2 separate regions of the Homo sapiens genome follow, and region 1 is linked to region 2. A link is an interaction called in ENCODE POLR2A ChIA-PET data of the cell type or tissue named here. Cell type or tissue: OCI-LY7. All regions are shown on one strand.

Region 1 (2,500 bases), 300 kb after region 2:
TTGAAATGCAGGTGGGAGGAGGAAGGAGATAGCTTTAAACAGCCTCAACATGAAAAGCGTCAGTCAACACAATTCAATAGTTAACCACCATCATTTCGATCATTTCATCGTTACCACAGCCAACTATTTGGTCCTTATGCTAGTTTCATCTTTGTAAAGGAAATATTTCATATGTAATTTTTTTTTCCCAGCACAAATTGTTGGAAGATCTTTGGCTTCCTGGAAAACTTATTATTTTAATTGTCATCTCTAACCCCATGCAGGTAGTAGAAACATGGCAAGCACAATGAAAGTAACAGGAGAATGTACAGAGGGGTCTGTCCTTTCTACTTCTATAGACTCCTCAACTGAACTCCCTCTGAGAAACAATGCAGGGAGGTTGGCTGTGGCCATGAGCAGCACAGTTCTACTGCGGTTTGCCTGAATGAAGAGTCTCCTGATTTCTCATCTCCATACCAGGCAGAGGTGAATCTAGTGATTGTGAAAATCAAGAGTGGAACTGAAGGGGATTCCTCTGCCTGCCACCCCTAGAAATCCTCAATACTGACAGCTTCTGGGATGTAAGGGGGAAAACTGAGCCCGATCTCAATACTGCCATTTCAGAACAATCTCATCATTGAGGAGATAATGTGAATATATTTGATGATATGCAAATATCATCTGTGTGTTATCATTTTACTCAACACTCAAAACACTACTGAGTCTGCCAAGCAGATTTATATAGCTTGGCAAATTTTCATTTCATGAATGACACTTCATATGAAATTATTTTCACTGACTAATAGAATAACAGTGATAGAACAGATCTTGAGGTGGAAATAGAATAAAGCCATGCATTTCCAGCAAAATTATAACCAACTAATCTCAAACACCTCCATATGATGTTCCTATAATTTATAAATAAAAGGGGCCCTGGTTTATAAGTAACCCCTAAAAATATGCCTTCCCTCTCATTATAGACTGGGCCAGGGCTCTTTCATGCTTGTGGTCAGTCATCTTTTTCTGTATGTACGTAGGCTTCCTAGGGTACACTGTATTACGTCACTAATTGCCACCTTTTTCCTGCTCACTATGAGCACAAGCAGCCTCTTAAATTGTCAAGGCAAAAGTTCTCTCTTTCGCTAAGAGGTTCCAGGGCTCTGCAAGCAATTCCCCAAGGTCTTCTCTAGAGAACATTTTAGAAGCAGTGATTTGCAAACTGTGTACACAGTGGTACTGGGTTCCAGAGTGTGCCCTGGGCACAGCCCAGGTGACAATAGCAGGCTCTGGGCTCCTAGTTCCCTCAGAGCAGCTCTGTTTTTATTTGACTCATATATTAGGGTCTTGCATAAGATTCTATTTGTTGCTAAGTAGAAAACAAAAATGATGTCTATGAAAATGTGTGCAAACCATTGCAAGAAATGGTTCCGTCTCCCTCAGGCACTCTTAACCTCCCTCACCAGGCTGCTCTCTGCAAATGGAGGCGGATGCATTTATTTTCCTTTAAAGAAGCTTACCCTTTTCTCCTCTTCCCGAATTTGAAACATCTAGGAATTGAAGCAATTAAATATACTCATTTTCAACATTCAGAAACTAATCCAGACTTCTGCACAGCAAATCCTTTCAAAGTTAAAATTTGTTTTTCTCATGTGTACTATAAACTGGATTTAGCCAACCCATCCCCAATTTCGATTTTTTTTTTTTTTTTTTTTTTGCTATCAGCAAGGTTGGCATATACCTAACGTGTATTCTTTATGGACCTTTTGTTATAAGCAATGAGAAGAATGAAGCTGCCTCTTTCTCTTTACCTCTCTACACTAATCCAAAATCGACACTGGCATTTGGTTGGTATTCTGGAATAATTATTAGAAATTTGGCATAGCCATCCAAAAACAGCAGCTTCAGTGAGTGTGTGAGTAACTAGCTGACAACTGAAAATGAATTGGAATTGTATTGAACATCTTGTTCATTTGTATTAGGAAAATAAGTTGCACATGGTTGTACCACGATCAATTTTCCTAATTCCAAAATCAGAAAGAAATAAACCTAAATGCCACAGGTTTGCAGAGAATGAATTGTACCACTCCAAAGCCCCTTTCGAAACGAAGTGTTCTGAGCCAACTATTTGCAAGACAATAGAGAATGAAGGTAGATTCTAGAAACCAACAAATCCCATTCATTTCCTTCAGTTTGTAAAAACAAGCAACTGACATGTTTCCTGCCAATGAACACACTTGCAGATAAGAAAGCTCCCTACAGGAAATCCTTGCTAAAAGAGACCAGTTGTCCCATTAAACTTAATCTTCTTTACCAAGTCCTAATCAGTTAAATATCTGGGTGATTTAGCATATATTTCATAATCCCATGTTGTCAAATATTTAACTTCTACAGTATATATTTCTACGACATACATGCAGAATATTAAACATTAAAATAGAGTTAGGACTCTCCTCCTCCCCACTCCCCATGCAATTAGTTGATGAAAATAAGGGAAATTTGCTGCTTTTTAAAAAGACCAAAT
Region 2 (2,500 bases):
TACCTGGGGAAAGGTGTCATTCTGTGAATGAAGATACCTGGTGAAGTTGCGGGTCTTTGGGAGCTCCTGGCCCACACTGTCCTTATAACGCCTGAACCCACATCCGTGGCCACATACTACGGGAAGAAGCAGAATCTGGCCCCAGAACTGGACACAAAACATAGGAGTTCAAGTAACCTATGGCCTAGTTGGCCTGGCTCAAAAAGAGAAGCTGAGTCATTCAGAGTCCCCAAGACTAGAATTAAATGAGTAGATTCTTTAAGGAGGAGGTAGAGAAAGGAGAAGCTGCTAGGAGGCCAGAAAGCAGCTGTGGCCTGAGCAGATGTAACACACTGTGAACAAATGGAAGGAGGCAGCGAAGGACAGGTAAGCACAGCAGGGGAGCCTGGTTCCTGCAGAGGCTAATGGAACCCAGGCAGAGGAGGACAGAGGAACAGGTATCTGAAGCCCCTGGGGACAGCTCTTGCAGCCTGAGGGGTCTCCTGTTCCAGGCACTAGTTCCCTTGAGGCCTGGCCGCACGGTGGTCTGGGGCCTGTGTATGGGATTTCCTTGATGACTATAAAACTGTCTCTTTGTTTGTTTTTTTATTTTTCCTTGTAGTAGTTTAAATGCTCTTTATATTCAGAAATCCAAACTACGATACACCAGGTTTGAGGGTCTCCCTTCAACATCACAGCTTACAGGCCATTCAATCTCTCCAGGGCCTCTCCTCCGTTAAGTGTGATGGCTGGACTTGGCGCACCCTGCAGCCACTTTGGATTAATATTCTAGGACCCCATTTCCAAGCCTCCAGGAGTTGCCACGTGCCACCACTTCTCTTTACCCATCGGAACACGAGATTGGGGTTAGGGGAGGTGTGTTCCAGGACTCACCCACAGTCACTCACTGGGCAGGCGCAGAGGGGCACCTGGAAACCAGGTCACCGCTGTTTCCATGACACGGGTGGCCTCTGGTATTAGAATTAAAAATTTATAAACAAGAAAATGGGGGAAGCAGATTTCACAGAAAAGTCTGTGCTTTAAGCAAAGAAAAAGGAATCTGAACACTTCGTTAACTGGGTATAACTAACCATTGGAGCAACAGCAAAACCAAGGCAGAGGCTGAGGGGGAGATGCACTTTAGCCCAGGGGGGTCTCTGGAGTCTGCTCTCTGCCCTCTGGGTGTGCGTTTTAACCCTTCCACAGCCAGCCAAGGCCCGGCCTCTACAGCAGATTCCCACAGGGGTGCGACGGAACCATTTTCTGGTTTAATGCTGAAATGGCAGGCTTGAGCCTCACCTCACTCAGTAAAAAGAATCTCACTTAGTAATGAAAACCCAATTAAGCTCTGCCAAGAGTGACCGATGGCGTTGGCTGCCTGGGGCTCTCAGTCTGCAGTCACAGACCTACCTGAAAGAGGAGTTTCCGCTGCCTTAAGTCACCAAGACTGGGCAAGCCCAGATCTCTAAAAACAGGTCTGTATCTAAGCCTGACAGTATGAACTCTTCTCTGTGTGAAAATAGAACGTCGCTAAGTGCCATCCTACCCATGCGGGGGTGGGGACAGTGACCAATGCTCCTGGCCAGCGAGCACCCATTCCCTCCAGCAACGGCTCTCTAAATTCCCCTGGGTGCCAGCACCCTAGTGCAGAGTGGGCATAATACCAGCCACAAGTCAAAAAATGTACACCATCCTCTGCTACAATGAATAGCTTAGGGAGGGGGATATGGCTTTAGGTCAATGGCAGTCAGGTCTGAATTTTGTGGGAGGAGATCTTCTCTTTTTTCACTGGACTTGAACCTGCAGGGACTCACAGGGGGTCGGGCAGCCATCCTGCCTCCACGAGGCGACAGAGTGCCTAAGAACCAAGCCAACACAGAGAAGAGATTCTGAAGGATGGAGAGAGCGGCTCGGCTGACCTGCAGCCAGGAAGTCACAGCTTCATGTCTTTGTCCAAAGTTAGACCTACTCCTGGACTTTCCAGTTGGATAAAGCTGCCCGATTTTCATTGGCACGAAAGCCACTTTGAGTCATCTTTCTCTCAGTCGCAAAGACAACTACTAATGAATCCACTGATAATGAATTCAAATGGAGACGAAGCTCAAGGTTACCTCTTCCACTGCCTTTAACAAAAGGGTCCATCATGCAAATGGAATTATTACAGACAAGGATGAAAAGAGAAACAGGGATTCTGCTTAAGAAAAGTACCTGCTAGCATTTGGGCACCATATATACCACACTAACTACTATAAAAGAGCCTTATTACCTAGTCTTATTTGGGGCTGGACGGCCTATCAGCATTCTACACTCGGCAACCCTTTAGTTAGCATCTAGTTGACATGAAAAATCCTTATATCTTTTGGCCAGGCACTGTGGCTCACACCTGTAATCCCAGCACTTTGGGAGGCCGAGGCAGGCAGATCACCTGAGGTCAGGAGTTTGAGACAAGCCTGACCAATATGGAGAAACCCCATCTCTACTAAAAATACAAAATTAGCCGGGCGTGGCAGAGCACACCTGT

What was found. ChIA-PET counts read pairs that join two places held together with the same protein. Peaks named below come from ENCODE experiments on the same cell type or tissue, not always from the same donor. Only the 100,000 strongest peaks of a DNase experiment are listed, where the experiment ranks them.
Region 1: POLR2A ChIA-PET joins it to region 2 with 17 read pairs; 3 of 35 experiments call an interaction of 5 or more read pairs at or near these places.

Annotation. Positions count from the first base shown.
Region 1 is chr14:89,613,446-89,615,945 of GRCh38, forward strand. It overlaps a transcript of FOXN3 not described here. Among named protein-coding and RNA genes, the nearest start is that of FOXN3-AS2, 38 kb to the left of the region's middle. RefSeq lists an enhancer at 1,099-1,188. In OCI-LY7, no CTCF peak of the experiment used is centred here; a DNase peak (open chromatin) is centred at 1,136.
Region 2 is chr14:89,308,485-89,310,984 of GRCh38, forward strand. The region is part of intron 3 of FOXN3 (forkhead box N3); the gene reads right to left. Among named protein-coding and RNA genes, the nearest start is that of FOXN3-AS3, 41 kb to the right of the region's middle. RefSeq lists enhancers at 1-346, 408-908, 477-526, 909-1,409. In OCI-LY7, no CTCF peak of the experiment used is centred here; DNase peaks (open chromatin) are centred at 307, 1,407 and 1,816; H3K4me3 peaks cover 2,463 bases; H3K27ac peaks cover 2,500 bases.